Linked DNA regions of Homo sapiens: region 2 is linked to region 1. A link is a contact called in ENCODE Hi-C or POLR2A ChIA-PET data. All regions are on one chromosome and are shown on one strand. Each heading gives the region's core, a stretch centred on a gene start or an enhancer-like site at or near the end of the contact. The rest is flanking DNA. Distances are from core to core; before and after follow the strand shown. Region 1 holds the start of TNRC6B (trinucleotide repeat containing adaptor 6B). Region 2 holds the start of EP300-AS1 (EP300 antisense RNA 1).

What was found. Hi-C counts contacts between places; a loop is a spot of excess contacts on that map. ChIA-PET counts read pairs that join two places held with the same protein, here RNA polymerase II (POLR2A). Pooled maps may share reads with other maps.
Region 2: a pooled map shows a loop between it and region 1 (5-fold over the local background). The contact joins the promoter of EP300-AS1 here to the promoter of TNRC6B in region 1. A Hi-C loop is called at or near these places in 6 of 50 pooled maps. POLR2A ChIA-PET finds 5 or more read pairs at or near these places in 2 of 52 experiments (B cell and activated B cell).

What each region holds. Positions count from the first base shown.
Region 1 is chr22:40,176,316-40,180,328 of GRCh38, forward strand. TNRC6B (trinucleotide repeat containing adaptor 6B) reads left to right here and starts at 1,610. Exons shown (of 23, transcript NM_001162501.2): 1 at 1,610-1,825. The coding sequence starts at 1,821. RefSeq lists an enhancer at 1,449-1,498.
Region 2 is chr22:41,195,981-41,200,078 of GRCh38, forward strand. It overlaps EP300-AS1 (EP300 antisense RNA 1), which reads right to left and starts at 1,521. Exons shown (of 3, transcript NR_110514.1): 1 at 1,294-1,521. RefSeq lists enhancers at 1,181-1,680, 1,835-1,964, 1,975-2,044 and a silencer at 1,375-1,644.

The sequences.
Region 1 (4,013 bases), core at 360-2,859:
GGGGTTTCTCCATGCTGGTCAGGCTGGTCTCGAACTCCCGACCTCAGGTGATCTGCCTGCCTCGGCCTCCCAAAGTGCTGGGATTACAGGTATGAGCCACCGCACCCGGCCTCATGCGCTTTTTACCATTTTAGTTACTTTCTTTCCTGAAGCCGTCCTTAAAACATAGATGAATGCGAGTTTCTGGGAACTATGTGACCCTCATTCCCCTACATTTTTTATATTCAGGTGGCAGATTTCCTCCTACTCAGCCCAGCCCTTCTGAATAGGGTCCAAGTCATTGATTTATTCATTTATTTACCTCCTATGTGGTGTTTGGTGTGGAGCCTCACAGAGCAGTGAAGACGTGGTGTTTTTCCTTATACAGTTTACAGTCTCCTGGGGAAGACTAATGTTAAGCACATTCTTTCATAAATTGCAATTATGACCATTGCTCTGAAGAAGTAGTAAAGGATATTATGGGAGTGTTAACAGGAGGGCCTGGTCTGGACTGCGAGGGTCAAGAAGCCTTCCCAGGGTGGAGGCGAACTTTTGAGATGGCCAGGAAAAGATGAACAGAACTACTCAAAGAAGCCAAGTGCAGAGTTTCAGAGGTGAAAGAAACCAAAGATACCATCTAGGGAAGCCCAATCTCCGCCGGCTACCAATGAGAAAACGGAGGCCAGGCAGGGTGGGAGGATGGGTAAGGGACTTACTTACTTGCTGTTAGCAGTGAAGTTACACGGCCTGTGAGCCGCGGGGGCTGGAGATGCAAACCGAGCTTGGGTTTCTTAAGTGGGTAGGAGTGGAGATGTATATGCGAAGGAGAAGGGATTAGGAGTGGTGGAAACCAGGTAGGTTTTAATTTAGTGCCTAGGCTCCCTCAGCTGCAGAGCTACCTCCTGCGGTGGGGGAGGGGATTAAAGATGACTCAGACCTGCCCTAGCCCAGAGAAACTCCGTTTGCAGTGCTGAAGCATAGTTTTTATTTGGGTTTGGGGGAGGAGGTACTGAACACACATACAGGCAAAACAATAAGTGTAGAGTTCAGAATTGGGAAACCAGTCCCTCTTCTGCAGCTGTTCAGCTGTGTGATTTGGGATAAGTCACTTAACCTTTCTGAATTGCAGTTCAGTTTATACTTTTGTGCGTTTCTTTCAGTCTTTTTCTATACATTTTAGGAGTTTCTTAGAGATCAGTCGTGCCCTGTATTTCACCTCATTCTTTCAAAGCTAAAGCCTCTTGTTTGGTAGAGCTGTGTTTCAGCCCCTTTTACAGAGCAGTTTGCCAGCCTGTGCTTGCCCAAACATCTAGAGAATAACTAGCAAGCGAGCCAGGAGAAGATCCAGGAGCTGTAAGAATCGTTAGCAACTGAGCATATTTCTATAAACCAATAAAGGTTTTTCTGTTTTGTTCATCTGTTACCCTTATGCTGTTGCCACTTTCACATGCAGTGTCTGTAGGCGGAGAGTATGAGATAACAGCATTTCACAAATGAAAGTGAGTGGAAAAGGGCTGCTTCCCCTTTAAGGCAGTCTCAGCTCCAGCTCCCTCCCCTTTCCTGATTGACAAACCTACCCGAAGTCACATGATCTGCCTCTATTTGAAGGTCACAAAAAGCTGCTTCCTTTAGAGACAGAGAGGGAGAGAGAGAGCAAGAGGGAGAGTGTGTGAGAGAGAGTTAGTTCAAGCCAAAATGGCCGACAGAGTCTCTGCTGGTTTCTGAATATTTAAAATACAAAAAAACAGATAGACAAAAAGAATTCATTTTTTGGACCTTTTTTCATTTCCATTTCTACCTTGTATGCCTCAATTTGCTGGATTTAAGCACTGCTGCACTTTATGAGGTTGGTAAATATTTTCAATTTTTTTTAACCAATTGATTTATATGGATCTTGTCTAACCGTTTTCACTGGTGGTGTTGCAAATCGACATTTGTCTAGCATGGAGACTGGCTTCAGACATTTCGTGGATCTGTGTAAATCAGACCCGTGATGTACTTTGGTTCGGCATTTTAGAAATGGAAAAGACGTGGTAAAATATTTAGATTTTGAAGTGATTTAATTGCACTTTTAATGTATATGCAGATTTTCATCATCGTTTCTATCTTGCAATAAATGAAGCTGCGAGTAATTGGAAATTTGCTATTTAGAAAGAGGTTTTTAAAAAACACAGACCTCCCCCTCCCCCCTTAAATCTGCTGCAAAAATTTGCATAAATATAAATGGGTTTGCATTCTTTCGGCTGCTAAGGCCGACAAAGGATCTGGGAGGGCAAGCCCTAGAACGGGAAAGCCTTTTTCTATCTTTTTATTTTTTAAACTGGGCCCTCCTTCCTAGAGAGATGTAAAACCTAAAGTAAGACCTAATACATTTTAAACATCAGGTTGGGGGCGGGTGAACACCAGGAGGTTTGGGGTTTGTAGATTCCCCTGCTTGAAAACCTCCCAAGCAATATGTGGCTCACCCCTCTCCTTTCTGCGCGCGCTCATTTGCACTGGGTCTCTGTGTGTGTTCTCAAATGTGCAGCCAGATGCGCTTTTATTTTGATCCTGGATTCAACCAAAGGGTAGGACTATGTTGTAAACATGGTGTTTTAAAGATATGAACAGCTATTCACCGCGATTAGAAATTATTTCTTTATCAGTTCTCCCTGTGTATTAGCCTTCTTCATTCCTCACGAAATAAAATTTTTGTTTAATTTTACACAGATGCAAAACTGAGTTTTTCAGCATAAATTCATCGTGTGAGTGTGTGGTTGCCTGTTTCGGCCATGTATCCACTGCGAAGTGGTCATTTAGGGTCACATGTATAAGTAGCAGTCTATGTGATTGTTAGTAACCCCTGAAGCTGTGCAGTGCCTGAAGTTAAATTCCATTACTCCTAATGCAGGATTCTGGAAGCCTGAGAGCAGGGAGGAAAGAAAGCTGAAAACTTGCTTTCTCAGAGCCTCCTCCCCCTATCATTGTGAGAGTGTGATGTAATGCTTCTCGGTCTGGTGGGCTGAAAGGATTGTAGTTTGTGATGTGGCGGGTAAATTGCCCCCACCCCTGGGTAAATTACTCCACCCCCCTGAGCACATCCCTGGCTCTGAGAGGCCTTGTTTTCTTTTCTCTTTTTTTCCTAATTTGTATCCTCCTGATTTATGCTGTGGCATATTGGCATGAGAAAGAGACTGTTCTTCTAAATCTGTTACAAAGTATAGTTTAGAAAAGGCATTTAAAATATGCAAATGGGTTGAATTGTCATATCCCCATCATTAAATATGTAGACGTGGATTAAAGCTAATTAAGCATAAATGGAATAATTTTGATCAGAAGGGAGCAGTGTTTTTTGTTGTTTCCTTTTTAATTAATCTAATTATGAGATGCTTACTGGGCCTGAAAGTGTTAAAAAAGATAAAGTGGAAAAAATGCTGGACCATTTTGAAAATTTGACAGTCTGGAAGAGGGTGTGTGGTGCTTTCAAAAGCTTTATTCACTCTTAAAATGGATTGGCCTCTTGTGCTGAAAATGGCCTGTTTCTTTGGGCCAATTGTGTGTAGATGAAGGGACTTTCACGCTAATTTAACAAAAAGACTTTCCATTTGAATACATAAGATAATTAAAGCCCTCTGTCTCTAACAAGCAAGGATTTTATTATTTTAAAAAATTAATGTTGTTATGTTAGTAATGGTAATAAATACAGAAGTGACTGTTTAGATTCACTGTAAATTTTTTGATGATATAAATTCAGCTTTTGTGTAAGAAGGATTGGAAACATTACATTAAAGAGGTAGTCTGGAACAAAGTTGTCTCTAAATTTTTTTACGGCTTGAATTTAAAGGGAAAAGATAGAGAAATTACCTTAGTGATAGAGAATGTTGCATTGTGGTAGACCTAAAGGAAAATCAGCTCTGATTTTTGTTGCTGTTTTTCTGAAAATGAAAGCACTTTTTTGGGGCTTTGCTTGTTATATGATTCATTTTACACCTATTTCCTAAAGTTGGTCTTACTGAAGAGGAGATAAAACCTAGGCTTTCCATGTTTTGCCATTA
Region 2 (4,098 bases), core at 271-2,770, 1.0 Mb after region 1:
TCACCTGAGGTTGGGAGTTCAAGGCCAGCCTGACCAACACGGAGAAACCCCGTCTCTACTAAAAAAAAAAAAAAAAAAAAAAAGGCCGGGCGTGGTGGCTCATGCCTGTAATCCCAGCTACTTGAGAGGCTGAGGCACGAGAATCGTTTGAACTCGGGAGGCGGAGGTTGCAGTGAGCTGAGATTGCACCATTGCACTCCAGCCTGGGCAACAAGAGCATAACTCTGTCTCAAAAAAAAAAAAAAAGAGTAAGGCTCCACTGGGTGCGGTGGCTAACACCTGTAATCCCAACACTTTGGGAGGCCGAGGTGGGGAGATCACTTGAGGTCAGGAGTTCAAGACCAGCCTGGCCAACATGGTGAAACCCCCGTCTCTATTAAAAACACAAAAAGCAGCTGGGTGTGGTGGCTGGCGCCTGTAGTCCCAGCTACTTGGGAGGCTGAGGCAAGGAGAATTGCTTGAACCTGGGAGGCAGAGGTTTCACTGAGCCGAGATGGCGCCATTGCACTCCGGCCCTGGGCGACAGAGTGAGACTCCGTCTCAAAAAAAAAAAAAAAAAAAAAGAGTAAGGCTCTATTGCTACTCCCTGATTTAATAAACGTCTCTGGGACAAAATTTCTTCATCTGTAAAAAAGGTAAATAAAAAAAACGCTTACTTGGCAAGTTCATTGTGACGAATTATCTACGACACCGGAATGGAAAGTGCTTTACAGATTGCAAAGCACTCCTTACACATGAGTAATTAGTGTTCACAGGTCCAGCCACTTTTGGGGAGGAGGAAAGTGTGGTCTTTTAGAGACCAAACGTCTTTCTAAAGTCCTGACAGCCAACGAAGGGCTCGGTGATCTCTGCGCTTCAAACTCTGCCCAATTCTCAAAGCCTGGTTTAAGTACACTTTTCCCTCAGCCTAAGGGAGTGGCCCAAGGGCAAACCGTCCCGGGTTCGTGTCCCACCTCTGCCTCAAAGATTACACCCTCTTAGGACAGGTGCGTGTCCCTGGTGGCCTGGGCTGCCAGCTCGGGAAGGAGGAGGTGGCAACCGCACCCGGGCGGCCGAGTGCTTAATAATGGCAGTTGCCCTGCCAGCCCGGTCACCTGTCACTCCCTCCTCCGACTTCTCCCGCACCGCGGCCGCAATCCAGCCCGGACACTCTGAGGGCTCTCTCTGAGCTGGGCACGGTCCTCGCTGCTCGGCCGAGTGCAGCCCCCTCACCTCAGTGCGACTGAGACAAAGCAAGGGTCCCACCGGCCCCTGTCCCCTCCCTAAGGCGCGCCCTCAGGGCGGGAGACCCACCTCAGCCAGCCCCCCAGCTCAGTGGTCCAGAGGCTCGGGTCCCGCGCTGACGCCCAGCGCCTCCCTCCTCCACAGCCGTCACTGACCGCTCGCTCGCCTCTAGCCTGGACCCCGCTGTCCAGCAGTCCCGGCTGGCCCGCGCCGCGCTCCTCCCGCTCTGGCAGTCCTGGCACTGGTAGGACGCCCGCAGCCTTCCACCCTAGAGGGCGCCGGGCGGGCACGCGCTGGGGGCGACGGGGGTGGGGCGGGGGAGGCGGGGCGACGCAGCGCGGGGCGGCCGGCGGTTGGTGCTCGCAGCCCGCGCGCCCGCCTTCCCGGCCACGTGACCTTTGGGCCCCGCCCAGATCGGGAGTTCCGCGCGGACTCTTGGTGCGACCCCGTCCCACTGAGCGCTCGGGTCGGGACCTTCCCGGTGTCCCTGTGGGGCAGAGTCCCGTTGTGCAGAAGAGGCGAGCTGAGGCACGGTGGCAGGCGGGGCGTCCAAGCAGTTAGCGCCGCGCCTGGCCGCTCGTCCGCGCGGGAAAGCGTTGTCTCCCTTCCTTCGGATGGAATTGGAACGGCAGCTCTCGTAGCGCCCGAACTGTGCGGTCCTTGATTTCACTGCTGTACCCACAGTGCGCAGAGCACAGGGGCACGCGGTACATTATTTGAATGAATAACTTTCTTATCCTGGCCTTTCTCTAACTCTCTCACTTCTACTTGGGTCACCCGCCCCCTCCCCAGGAGTCTTATAAAACAACCAGGGGAAGAGGAAACAGAAGTGGCTCATATGGGTAAAAGCCCTCGTCCTGCAAATCAGTGACACAAGGGAGTTAGTCCATCCAATGTACAGTTTTAAAAAGATTGCTACGTAGAAAAATAATAGGATAGGGTAAGAGGAGAACCCAGCTAGGAGCTTCAGTGGGATCCAGGGTGTTGATATGATGGTGGTCTGGATTTAAGTGATGGCAGTAGGGATAAAAAGAAGTAAAAATTCCAGCCTGGGCAACATAATGAGACCCTGTCTCTACAAAAAAAAAAAAAAAAAGTTTTTTTTTTTTTTTTAATTATCCGTGTGATTGTCACTCCTGTAGTCCCAGCTACTGGGGCGGGGTTTGGGGGTTGGCTGACGTGTGAGGCTCCACCAGGAGGTGGAGGCTGCAGTGAGTCGTGATCGTGCCACTGCACTCTAGCCTGGGCGACAGAGGGAGACCCAGTCTCAAAAAAATAAATAGAAGTAAAAAATATTTGAGGTAGCTTTTGGAGAATAAACGGGATTTGCTGATGGATTGAACAATAAGGGATGGAGAGGGAGAAATCAAGAGGAAATCACTGAATGGTTGGTAGTGCTATGTATTAAAATGCAAAAACTGCCGGGCGCGGTGGCTCACGCCTGTAATCCCAGCACTTTGGGAGGTCGAGGCAGGTGGATCACTAGGTCAGGAGTTCAAGACCAGCCTGGCCAACATGGTGAAACCCTGTCTCTAATAAAAATGCAGCAATTAGCCTGGCATGGTGGTGCACGTCTGTAGTCCCAGCTACTCGGGAGGCTGAGGGAGGAGAATCGCTTGAACTTGGGAAGCAGAGGTTTCAGTGAGCCAAGATCATGCCACTGCACTCTAGCTTGGGCGACAGTCAGTTTCAAAAATAAATAAATAAAATAAATAATAAGTGTGCAGTACTGGGCACAGTATATGGTAGTTATGATCATCCTATTAGACACTGGGATGGTAGCAACCGGTTGAGAAAAATAACCTTTATTAGTTGCTTAATCTTTTATTAATACTTTAGGGGCACAGCCATACATTTCACAGAGAATCTGCTAGTGACAAATCATCTTATTCATCAAATATTTATCTATTTATTTATTTGAGACGGAGTTTCGCTCTTTCTTGCCCAGGCTGGAGTGCAGTGGCGCAATCTCAGCTCACTGCGACCTGTGCCTCCTGGGTTCAAGCGATTCTCCTGTCTCAGCCTCCCAAGTAGCTGGAATTATAGGTGCCTGCTGCCACGCCCAGCTAATTTTTGTATTTTTAGTAGAGACGGCGTTTCACCATGTTAGCCAGGCAAGTCTCGAACTCCTGACCTCAGGTGATCTGCCCGCCTCGGCCTCCCAAAGTGCTGGGATTACAGGTGTGAGCCACTGCGCCTGGCCTCATCAAATATTTATTTAGTGCCTACCGTGCACCAGGCCCGGTGCTGGACTCTGGGAAAACACAGGTGAATTTCTGTCCTCACAGAGCTTCCTACCTCCTGCAGGGAGACAGTGAAGACTTATCAAACATCTAATTCCAACTGAGGAGGAATTTAGCAGGTGTTGTGATGGAGCCTAGGCAAGGGGGGAAAGGCCTGCTAGGTAGGGAACATACCTTTACTTGCAGGATAAGAAGGAGCTATTTCTGGGAAGGGAATTGTGGGGGAAGAGCATTTCAGGCAGAGACCCAGAATATAGAGACTGAGGTGGAGAAAAGTTCCAGTTAGCAGGAGAGCACAATGGAAAACCTTTGAAGGTTTTAAGCAGGCGAGTAAATTGATTTGATGTCTGTATTACATTTAGTGTCTGTGCGAAGAATGAACTGGAGGTGGATCAAGAGAAGAAGCAAGGGGGCCAGGTGCAGTGACTTGTGCCTGTAATCCCAGCACTTTGGGAGGACAAGGTGGGTGGATTGCTTGAGTCCAGGAGTTCAAGACCAGCTTGGGCAACATGGAGAAACCCCCTCTCTACAAAAAATACAAAAAATAGCCATGCCTGGAGGCGCACACCTGTGGTCCCCACTACTCAGGAGGCTGAGATGGGAGGATTACTTGACCCTGGGAGGTTGGGGC